Linked DNA regions of Homo sapiens: region 1 is linked to region 2. A link is a contact called in ENCODE Hi-C data. All regions are on one chromosome and are shown on one strand. The core of a region is the stretch at or near the end of the contact, and the rest is flanking DNA. Distances in the headings are between cores, read along the strand shown.

Region 1 (5,933 bases), core at 1,119-3,618, 400 kb after region 2:
GGAGCTTACCGGTACCAGTCTGTGGCCCAGGGTTTGAGAATCCCTGCTTTGAGGTTTTGCTCAACAGGGTAAAGTCATGTAAGTTTTACCTGGTAGACTGATAGGTGTTTCTTTATCTGGAAAACCTGGTGTCACCGACAAAGAGAACAAGTCTGGAACAACGGGACTCAGGACAAGTAAGTTTGGATAAGTAGGCTGAAAAAACAGAGGAAAACAGTCCAAAGTATGAGGTTATCTAGGACCAGAATACATGAAATAGTAAAAGGAATAGCAATGGGGGTTGGAGAAAGGGAATTAGAGTAGCAGACACTTGGCTGGCTTTGAAATAGAGCAAAAGGAACAGAGGAAATGAAAACCAGACTTGGCTGAATTTACAAAACTGCCTGAGGCCAGCACTGCTTCCCAGGGGAGGAGAGACCAGTGGAAAGGGTGATCTGGCTGTTTTTAGGGTGATGTCTTTGATACCCTAACCTCATTGGCACCACTCCTCAGGGAATGATAAGCCCTCAAAGAGCTGTGAGACTGGGAGTGTCAGGAGCAGAGCAGGAGCAGGAGAAAAACCTAGGAAACATCAGAATTTCTCCAGGCTGGGAGGAGTGGAGTGGGGCAAAGGTCTTGGAGTTTCCCATTGGGTAACCATGCCCAGGCCCATCTCCTGGGGAGGCAGGTGTGCCTGGCACAGTTTAAGTTGTGGCTGAGCATCTGTAAGTGCCTATCTAAGACCATCTGGGATCTCTGATCTCCTAGGGAAAGAAGCATGTGACAAAGAACTGGCAACATCAGATGGACCTGTCCTGACTCAGACATGAGAAATATGTTCATCAATTTCACCGACCCATCCTGCTGCTCGTCTCTCTCCCCCATCTCCTTCTTGGTGCCTTCTAGGACTGTCAAGAGATATGGTTTACTTCTTTGATAAAATGTAGTTATTTAGTAATCTATTAATACACCTTACTTCAAAAAATATTTTTAAATTAAATATGAAAAGACATCAGCGAGTTTTCCTCTACATCCAAACACTTCTCCAATTTTAGCTTCACAATTTCCCACGGTCTCACTCTTCTTTTCTGCGTTGCCCAAACCTTCATGCCGATCTCTGACTGCTTTAGTTTCTATCAGGATCCACCCACAAGGGACACGGATGGATAATCCTGCCCTTTCCTGACAAGCTCTTCTTATCACCAGCCCTTACCTGTTCTCTGGTCCATTCCCTGAGGGCTTTGTTCAGTGCTATCTATTCTGGTAAATCAACCCATGCCAAGAGGAAACAGTTGCTTAGACTTTGTAGAGAGAATCAAATGAGAGAAATCAATACACACAGGTGAAGTCTTAATATTATTTCTATCAGTATATTAGTCCTCACAGTCAATAAACTGACATTAGTAGGGACTCTCAGAACGTTAATCTAAATGAGTGTCTCTGTTCTAGGGAATTTCAAGCATCAGGGCAGGCTGGAGTTAGGGAGAGGCAGAAAGGAGAGAGGCTGCAGCTTTGGGCTCTTCTCCACTCACATTTTCTAAACCAGCTGCCCACTCCCCCTGAGGTTGCAGCCCATCCTATGGCCAGACCACATTTTGCTTCATTCACTTGCATCCACAAAAAGCCTAGATTGATCTATAGTTAATAACATAAACTGTTCAGAGGATACAAGAGCAGTAATGAATAGGTAGTACCCAATTATGGAAAATAGCATTTCTTTGGGGCAAATGTCCTACAAAATCTCCCAGTTGGGAAGAAATCATTCTTCAGGGACTCATTCCCCTAGACAGGGGCAAAATTGCTTTTGTTGTGGGGAGTCAGCACTGCCACTGTCCAGCTCTGTGAGATGAGACAAACTGTTTAGTATCTCTGAGTCTCAGTTGCTTTATGTATAAAATGAGGACAAATACACCTATCTCATCAGGTTGTGAGGATTCAATTTAATATTATGCAATATGTGCAAACCATGTAACTCAAGGCTTGTTACATAGTAAACAAGGGAAAATTGTAGCAACCACAGCAACTATTCCTACACATTTTGAGAGGGGGAATATTTGGCCTTCCAAAGGTACTTGAAGATAACTATGTGATATTCACATTATTAAAAAAATTAAAAGGCATAAAACTAGGAAAATAATTTGGGCTTGAGAATTCCACATTGCCCTTTGAGACAACTGGCAAAACCTTGAAATGTCTCAACCTCAGGGATAGGAATTTCTACACTAGAGATAGACATTACCTGTCTGGCAGCTCCCGGAGACAGAACAGAGGGCCTGGCCACCCCTGGAGAAGACTTCTCCCTCCCACTAAGCTAAGGGCATCCCATTCCCTGTCCTTTCCCTCACCTCACCCTTTTCCACCCACCAGCTCCCCTCCCAGCTGTGAGAGCCTGCAAGAGCCTGCCTAATCTGAACTTGGAGACTGCTCTTTTGCCTTTAAAATGCCTTGCCCAGCTTAATCAGTAACCAGCGATCCTCTAACTGCCAGTTAGTCTCCTGCCCTGACATGAGCTCCTTCTCCTGCCAGCCGGCAGATGTGACTTTTTTAGGAAGATTCAATTCCCAGCCTTTGCCCTTCCTGCCAATGACAGCTTCCCTCTTTGAAGGTTACCTGTCGCTAGCATTCTTGCGCATGAATGCAAACTAAAGTGGGTGCTTATCCTGACCTTGAAGAAGCACATCATTCTGTATATGAGTTCTAAAAAAGCACACTTGACATTTGCTGTCTTATGTGTGTCAGGACTGAGAAAAGGAAGCCCCACATGGCGGGATACCCTCTTAGGTCCACAGATCTGGCTTGTGAATGGCACTTGTCAACTAAATCTTGCAATGATATTCAGCAGGCATGATGTGGAGGAAATGTTAATGAAATCCTGCCTAACTGAAGGAACACATTTGAATAGAATCAAAGTCATATGTGGGATTTTTTTTCTCATATACTGTCTTCTCTGCATACATTAACCTTTTGCCAGCTTTAAAAAAATAAAAAGACATAAAACTAGAATGATTCACTCATTCAATCATTCTTCAAACACTTATGGAGCACCCATTATGTACCAGACCCTGGTACAGGGAATAAAATATTGAATGAGACACAGATTATTTTAGGCAAATAATCTATTATTCAGCATTTTATGGTGAGAACCCAACTTCTCAATTTGTTAAAAAAACAAAGTATTTCAAATGACCCTTTGCTTCATTTTAAAATAGGCAAAGGGAAAGGCGGGGCTCTTAGAAAGAGCAGAGTGTTACATTAGCTAAGTCATGCTGTGGACTTGTGAAAATTTTTTGAGAGGCAATAGCATGTTGAGTTATGGGAAACAGACATGCAAGCAACCAGGATGGATGGGATGATCTTGGACAGTCTTTCAGGAGAGTGCCTAGACATGCCATTGTTTGTGAAATTGTCTTTCAAACAAGAAGAACCTATAATGGCAAAGTTAGGCTAGCCCTCCCTTGTCCAGTCTCTTCCTCACTGCCTGACACCACTGATAGAGAAATTCAGCTGAGCACTGCTCTGCTGATAGTGGTGTGAGGCACTCCATTTAGCAGAAGCTTCCTGATGCAGAGTTTTTAGAGAACTCAAGGACTTGCTCTGTCATCATCATAAGTGCATGTTTCCATCGCTGAGTCAGAAGAATGAAATCGGAGCTGGACCAGACACAAATGGGTGAGTCAAAAGAAAGACTTGCTGCAGAGCAAGCCCCACTGCTGCTAAGATTGCTGAGGTGTGGTGTGGAGCAGCTCAGCAAATGCCTAGGGCCCATTCATTCATGCAACAAATGGATATGAAATACCTCGTGTGTTTTGAGAACTGTCCTAGGTACTAGGGACAGAGCATCGAACCAAACAGACAAGGCCACACCCTCGGGAGGCTTATATTGTAGGGAGAGTGACAATAAATGAATGGTATCATTTAAATTATTAAAAGAGTGAGGAAAAAAATAAAAGATGAGCTAAAGAGTAACCTATAAAAAAAGACTTACATTGGTCCAGACTGTATTGCAGACAACAGAATCCACTCTAGCTAGTTTAAGCAGAAAGGAATTCCATACAGGGAATTCAGTGATTACAAAATTGTTAAAAGGACTAGAGGAGGAGGCTCTAGACTGACCTCTCAAGAACAATCCCCCATCTATGCACATTCTAAGAAACTGTTGTATGGTGACTTCTGTTGATATCTGGGGTGGGGTGGGGGATGCTGTTGTATTAGGGAAGGTACTACACCCCTGCTGACTGCAGAACCATACTAGCCCCCAGTGCAATCAAAATAGCAGACACTGAATCAAGAAGCTGCCTCTTCCTGCTACAAGTCACAGCCACAGCAATGACTACTTGCTCCAGACTCAAACCACTTCTGCCACAATCCATGCCAACACAATGACACTTGGTCCCATCAAAATGGAGATCCTGTGAACCACAATATCGATGCCTTGCATTTTGTTGGGGGAAACTGAATCATTTCTAGTACCCAAGCTTCAAGACAGTCTGGAAAATGCGGGTTTTAGCTTTGCATTCTTGACATGGGATAAGGGAGTTTGAAGGGATGTTAGACTACCCAATCCATAGTAGCTACCAAACCACTTTGAGAAAGATAGTCAGGGCATGCCTCTGTGGAAGGTGACATTTAAGCTAAGACCACGTGAAGGACTGACAAAGAAACAGTCCAGGAGACACAACAGCAACAACTCTGGACTTAGTAATTGGGGGCAATAGAGAACTTAGAGAAGTTAGCAGAAGCTAAATCAAGCAAGGCTTTGAAGATCATATTTAGGAGTTTGGAGTTTATTCAGAATGCAAGAGAAAGTTTCATGAAGGAGACTGGCAAAATCTGATTTGTATTTTTAAAAGAAAATTTCATCCGTAAGGTGAAGAATGAATTATCAAAGGGCAAAAATTGAGCCAAGGAAGAAAGACAGAAAATTATTGAAGATTAGAGATGATGGTGCCTTGGGCTAGATGTTGTCTGCAGAAATAAAGTTGACACTTTCTCTGTGTGTTTTTTAGGGAGAATTACAGGGTTTCAGAAGGAATTAGATGTGAGGAGTTACAGAAAGAAACATTCAGGATTGCTCTCGTATTTCTAATCCAAACAAAGGGTGGGTGATATTTCATTTGCTGGATTGAGGAAGAGTGAGTAGAACATGTCTACAACTGACCAAAACACACAGTTCTTGATGTTTAAAAGAGATCTGTCATGTAGACAGGATGGAGGTAGACACAACCAGAAAGCTTCAGGCTTTGCTCTCCCAACTGGCCGCTAATTTAATTCTTCAGAGTATTCCTGAGGTTCTGGAGAAGTGGGTCTCCAACTCTATGTACCTAAGATTCTGACACAGGTGGGATCCATATTTAAAGACATGTGGAGCAGTGTAGAATTGTTTGGGGGGCTGGTATCTAATCTTCATGAGGAATGAAAGTCATAAAATAAAGAGTTCATTTGGAGATAAAAAGCAGAGTTCTGAAAAGTGCTATAAATTTAGAACAGTGGCAAATCAAAGCCTCGTGCTGCCATTTTGGCACAGCAAAATAATCCTAAGGTCACCTGCCCCCATGCCCTTCCCTTTCTTACCTCTATTCATTTCCACCACTAAAATATTTCTTAGAATCACTTGCATAGGATGCTTACTGGGTTTTTAGGAACTAATAATTAAATGATGAAATGATGTCAAAAAACAAAATGTAGATTACTGTCTCTTTATAAATATAAATGCTATAAATGATCAGCCTGGGAGTCACTCTTTACTTGGAAAAACCACAGCTCTAGACGATGCTATAATGTCTTCAACAAATAAATAAACCAACAAGAATTTAAAAGTCTCAGCAAGAGACAGAAGGAGAGGCCATGCCTGAGCCCTGCCTCTCTTAAGCAACCAGAGCTCTTAGAATAGCTCTGTTGCTGGGGCAGAAGCAAATCATCTTTTCCTCTCCCTGAGTATTAAATCTTCCACATGT
Region 2 (6,393 bases), core at 3,830-6,329:
GCTCCGAAGAATATATTCAGCTATTGAAGAAGCTTATTAGGTCGCCTAGCATACCTCATCAGTATTGGCTTACGCTTCAGTATTTGTTAAAACATTTCTTCAAGCTCTCTCAAACCTCCAGCAAAAATCTGTTGAATGCAAGAGTACTCTCTGAAATTTTCAGCCCTATGCTTTTCAGATTCTCAGCAGCCAGGTAAGTGAAAGGAGACAAACATGTATTTTGGGGTGATGAGGGTAGTCCTAAATGGATTGGTCATGAAAATGTATTCTGAATATACTACTCCAGAGATGCATGTGCAGATGCTATCACACACATTCACTTGAGTGTATATAAATGAAAATGAGTTTGCTTTTAGGGAAAAGGTTTCTAATAAACTCTCTTTCTTACAGCTCTGATAATACTGAAAACCTCATAAAAGTTATAGAAATTTTAATCTCAACTGAATGGAATGAACGACAGCCTGCACCAGGTAATGCTTTTTGAGCATTTAACATTCTCTCATTGTTCATTTTTTAGAGCCTTAAAAAATGATGGCTATAAACCTCCTTTGAAGTAACACAGCTTCTTATGGAATTACAGTTGGTAGTAATATGTTACCTTGTGATTTAAAGAAAAAATAGCTGAGTGGTAGTGTATATGTTAATTATTATCCGAGTTTCAACATTTGTGGATTTTAAATTATCTTGGTTTTAGGTGAGAGTTTGGAGAGTTCCCTGTACCCTTCAACATTTATGCTTCAGGTTGTTGAAGAGATTTATGGAGTTCATTTTAGTTGTTGACATTTTTGTTTTTCTTTCTAATACTTACAAAGTAGGGGATTTATAATTACTATATAATTTAAAGTATTTTAGAATGTGTTTTTTGGAAGTGGGTATGCTGAGAAATGCCTGTCAAAATAAACATTTTCAATAATGCAAGCAGTATGAAACCAGTGTTCCCTGCAGCAAGTTCGAGCAAGCCAGACACTTCTTTGAAAGCAGGCTGCTGTTCAGTTAGCCATTTAACAAAGCAGGAAATGTAGACCATGTTAGCAATGCATTTAATTTAAACTGATGTATTTTTCTTCTACCGTGGAAAGTCTAAACAACCTCATTTTGCTATATACCAGTTAAAAGTTAGCTAATCGACACTGGTCATTTAGAATAGTAATTAGGGTACTATACGTGTGAAGTTTCAGGACCAGTAAAAGGTGTTGCTTGTAGTCTTAATTTATGCCTGGAACTTAAAATGAAACTCCATGAATATATTTATTATAGGTAATATATGCAGATTACCATATTTATCTCTGTATGAGCAGGCATGGGGACTCAGTTTCATCTTCATGCAATGGAGAGTTAAGTTGTGCTTTTTCTTAATTGGGTATTGCACAGCCAGGCTTGGTTACTTGCATCTGGATGGGGCAGCCTAAGAGAGGCCAGGGCCTAGACTCAAAACCCACCTGCAGCAGGTAGGATAGAGGATAGGGTAGGTAAACACTGAAGATGCGGGTATTGGGAAAGGTTTATGTGGACAGGCCCAAAATGTACCAAAGGTGAGAGAGAGGTATCCGGTATAGTAGATAAGGCAAGCATGGGATGTTCCAAATCACAGCAAGCAGAATGTTTTAACAGGGGTGCCCAGAATTCTAGGTAAACTACGTCAAAGAAGACTGTCAACAGGTAGGGACTAGGACTTCAGTCCAGGGGTTGGCCAAAAGGCTTCATCTCGTGTGAGTACACAGGTCACTGTGAATGGATTTGGGAGCTCTGTGCTGGTGTTCAGAGGCTGCCTTTGGACTTAGTGGAAAAGAATTGGGGTAGGGGTGTGGCACATGGCACTTAAGTTGAGGTTTATGTTAGAGACTAGGTAGAGCTGGACCCTGCTCTCAGTGAAGGGCTAGTGGGTAGTCCTGATCTTTTCAGTGGCCACTCCTCTAGAGAGAGGAGACACATGGAAGCCAAAGCCAGACAGGGTTTGACAGATACCCACAAATGAATTTATCACATGGAATTTTGGAGAATTTCTACTACACAAGGTATAGCAGAATCAGTGGTAGAGTTTGATTAGCCTGACTGGTGTAAACTAGTTAAACGCCTTTGTTAGTTTCATCCTAATTCCACCAAAGTAAAAACGGGTATCTGCACTATTTTCATAATGCCACCCGGAAAGCTGTTTGATATGTCAAAGGACCCTACATTTCTCTGCTGAGCAATTGGTGCGCCTGTTTCAAAGGAGGATTAGTTCCATCAGCTCTGCTAAAGGATGACAAAGCCTTGAACATTTGCTAGATCATCCCAGTATTTATGTGGCCTCTTAAAAAAAATTAAATCCAAGTCGGTTTTAAACTCTAGTTTGAGCCGTTTTCCCAGGAAGTTTGTGTGATTTGTATAGGACCTTTGGAATTAAATGGCTGTTTTAGTGTCTCTCATGTGTGCATACATTGTACTGCCCACTCCAGGAACAAAACGTCCCCATCCAGAACATCTTCGTATTCAGGAATGGCTCCAGTGCAAATGACTGCTATGGCAGCCTGGGTTGAAGAAATGATTCTTAGGCCTGGTTTAAAAAATGCAATAATTTCTTAGAGTCCTTCAGCATTGCCACAGCATGTGCTAGTACCAGACAGAACTTTGAAAGCACAGCACCTTACATCTCCAGCGAATGGCCATTTACAGTAACATTGTTGTGAACACAAATGAGTACCTGAATGATGTTTAAGGGAGACAAAAGCAAGACTCTGTTATAGGGCAGATAGACAGCATTTCTAATTATTACCAGATAGAACTTGAAATGACAAAGCTTATGATGTTTGAGGCAAAGTATCAGTTCAAATAAGAGCCATTAGCACATAGTATCTAATTAAATGCTAGGTGGGAGTACACATACTCTAAGTACAAAAAGAACTTTAGAAATGCAGCTGGTGACTTTCTAGGGTAATGGAGTAGACAGAAAAGGCTCATAGAAGAAATAGGGCTTGAAATGTGCCTTGAAGAATAGGTACAATTTGAATAGGCAAAGGAGAAATAGCATTTTGATGCATGGAGTTTAAAGACTTATTCAAAATAAATTACACAGTACAAAATAATGGCTTGGTATTTTACAAAAGCAGTACATATTTTAAGTGATAGTATCACAAAAAACATCATTTTAGAGTTGAAAGCATTGTCCAGCTTTACCAATTTGGACATGAGGAAACCGAGGCCCACAGATAGAGGTTCGCTCTGTGCTACCCGGCCAGTATGGGCCCAAACCGGGTCTGCCCAGGAGCCGCCTCCTACACTCCAGCCCATTCTATCTGCCATGCCCTGCTGCCTGGATTTTTGGAAACTTCGTGAGCAATGAGGCTGCTTTTAGTGTCCAATCAAAAACTCCTCTGAAGTTTCCAGCATGTAATAAACTAAAAATATGTGAAATTAGCCCCCATGGGTCACATATAGTAAACAAAGTCAGGGCAATGTTTATACTTTTCAGGATAAGGCTCCAAATCACTCCATGAGCTGTGCAGTGGAAAAAAAAGTGGGCTTCTGACTCAAATAGATCTGGATTGGAATCTCAACTCTCTCGAGTAACTCAGCTTTTCCAAATTGTTTTCCAGACTGTGGAATTGGGTTAATGCCTCTCTCCTGGGGTTGGTATGAGATTTAATGAACTGATAATTTCTCTGCTATCTATCGCATCAACTCTAGCTTTTGAGGCCTTATGGGAGCTGTCCTCATTCAGCAGGTCTGATTCCTTCAGTCCACCCATTCCTCATTAGTTGTGTGAATCCTGTCAGGCCTTTTTCCTTACTGACGCCATGTTCCCAGCCAGCAGAGCTACGGCCTCTAGGAGCCTGTAGGGGCTAAAAGGGACACTTGGGAAGTTGCCACCCTGATGTGGGTACATTGCTTGGAGGGAGAAAGGTGCCTTTGTATGAATATGTGGCTTGGTGAATGGAGCAGCCTAGATTTCATCACCACTCCTCCATCTTGCCTAGGTGCCTTTGCACAGTGCACAAAATATGCAACCATACGTCGCTGCCCCAAGCAGTGCCATCCACTTTATCTGCACTCAAGTAGGTCCTTCCCGTTTTATATGCAAGTTAAGTCGACCCATTCAGTATGTTTATGCCTTTAAGCTTCCTGTCACCTTATGTTTAACTGTCTATAGTTTTTCCTATTCATCTGCTTAATTACATTTCTAAAGGGTAGGGGTAAAGGCTTTTTCTCCTTTTGAGCTCTTCCTAGCAGAGAACTAGGTACAGCATAATAATTATCTAAATTTTTCTTTGATAAACTTCCAACTTTCAAAGAATAGTAATACATCAACACATCTAATACATCCAGCAATCCTGGGAAATAAGGATTCTCCTCATTTACAGAGGGAAGCTAAGATTTGGAAAAGGTAGGGCACAGAGTAAGCTCTCTAGACTTTGTTGATAGTTTGCTGTTCTATTTTGTTACTAAAAAGTCTTAACTTGTCGTTTGGCTTTCAATATTTTTTTCTTGAATCATTGTGTTATCTTTACCCAATTAATGCTTAGGCAGGTAAAGTAGATTTCTGTAGGCAAACCAAGGTAAAAATAAGTCTATTTAACACAGGGTGCCTTTGAATGAAACCCATTATAAGTGTATTTACATATTTCAGATTTCATGGATATATTCAGAAATATTAATGTAATATAATTGAAGTCTAATATTGCACCCTCAAGCCCAGAGTGGAAAATAAATGACTCTTTCTACCCCTTGCCCTTCTACACCTGTCAAAGTTAATTTTTAACCACTGGCACATTGCAAAACATTCATCCTGAAGAGCCTGATTCATAAATCTTGTTTTAAATGCTCTGGGCTTGGTTCTCAACCCAGACTAAAGGCAAGCACTAAGGTAGAGGGAAATGACATTCAAAGAGTTTTACTTGTCTCTGATTTAATTTTTATTGGTTTAAAATGTGGTCTGACATTAGAGGGTTGCTTCAAAGGTGAAAAATGAAACTTTGAAAAATTACATGTTTGTAGATGCGTAGAACTAAACGGGCAAGCCACACTAGGTTTTGTCAAACAATAGTTTTATTTGTGTCCTGAGAGACACAGGTATTTTGGTATGTATGTGTTTAGGAGGGGTATATAGTCAGTTTTACTTTTGTTTTCACAGTGCAGATGTCTCTTTGTCTCAAGGGACAAAGATCTGAGGGAGAATTGCAGGGGGGACTACTTTATTCTGCTAAGCAGTGGGGATGCCTTTATCAGAAACCTGGTAGAATGTGTCAGAGTTTATACATACGTAAACCTGGGCTTATTTATATACTTAAATGGATGTTTTCCTTAGCATAATGTCAGTTAAGACCAGTGGATATGGAGCAAATAATTTGAATTACCCTAAAAGGCCCTCTGTTCTAAGTTGTCTTAAGTTAAAATTATGAAGAGAGGTATTCATTTTACCCTTAGATGAAGATTTTGGTTAATTTTTGTTGTCTATTCTTTTTTTCATGGTCTTTGTTCATAAATGATGTCCAGAAAAAGAAGAAGTTTTCTAGGTTGAAAGCTGCTTGTGCAACATTTGCCACTTGATGGTGACTTGTACATATGAAATATAGTATTCAGTTTGTAACTTTTGAACAGTTTAAGGATCAAGAGACATTTTCCTAACTATATCTGCTGAGAAGTGAAACAATGGGCTGTATTTGCCTCTGAAATGAGTTTTACGAAACTTTGAGGAAAGGGAGAATGATACATATTGTTTTAAAGAATCCAGAAGGTAAAGTTAGTTTTCCAGTGTGTCTAGGCCTTTGAGGTCCCAGAGAAATGCTGACATTAAAATAAAAGTTTTCCTACAACACTAGCAGCTTCGTGAAAACTGTACTTTTGATTTACTAATTAGTGAGTCATATAGATCAAGTGACAGTAATACAATTATGTACATTAGTTGGTGTCAAATTTGGACATACGAAATATACAGAAAGTTGATGGTTTTCTCCCAAAGCAGGAATTACTGATTCAGTTCTACCAGCAGAGGGCTCCCTTTTTTAAGCTAATAAAGAACATGTGTCTTGCAGATCACTTTTTAAACACTAAAATTCAACGGGAAAAAGATTCAGCTCACACTTTCCTAATATAATAGGACCTCTTTGGTAGATGATTGTACATATTGTGAGAAATTTGTTTAAGGCAAAGTTTTTCCAATCTATTTCAAGACTTTCTATACGTTGAGAGAGTACTGCTTTCCAGTGGCTTATTTTCTTCTGAAACAGAAAATATACTGGTGGACTTAACAGAGCATTTTAATCTTAGAAGGTTTTGACATGAAACATCATGTGAATCCAGACAGGTATGCTTAGGAGACTGATGTTTCCAATGTTTCTAGCTTTAGAAAGGCTATTTTTAAAAGTAGGGCAAGATTATGCAGCTCAGGATGCAAGGGTATTCTCTGAACTAACC

What was found. Hi-C counts contacts between places; a loop is a spot of excess contacts on that map. Pooled maps may share reads with other maps.
Region 1: a loop to region 2 is called in a map of MCF 10A, with 13 times the contacts of the local background. The contact joins two enhancer-like sites. A Hi-C loop is called at or near these places in 5 of 168 maps with a recorded cell type or tissue (Calu3, MCF 10A, PC-9 and 2 more) and 8 of 50 pooled maps.

The regions. Positions count from the first base shown.
Region 1 is chr5:68,680,188-68,686,120 of GRCh38, forward strand. The region is part of intron 2 of LOC105379013 (a long non-coding RNA gene); the gene reads right to left. Among named protein-coding and RNA genes, the nearest start is that of LINC02198, 350 kb to the right of the region's middle. RefSeq lists an enhancer at 1-568. Within about 2 kb of position 2,369, at least 3 of the 41 ENCODE cell types and tissues checked have a DNase peak (open chromatin) inside an H3K27ac peak, as active enhancers do.
Region 2 is chr5:68,280,537-68,286,929 of GRCh38, forward strand. It overlaps PIK3R1 (phosphoinositide-3-kinase regulatory subunit 1), which reads left to right. Exons shown (of 16, transcript NM_181523.3): 6 at 1-193; 7 at 391-470. Among named protein-coding and RNA genes, the nearest start is that of PIK3R1, 68 kb to the left of the region's middle. Within about 2 kb of position 5,080, at least 3 of the 41 ENCODE cell types and tissues checked have a DNase peak (open chromatin) inside an H3K27ac peak, as active enhancers do.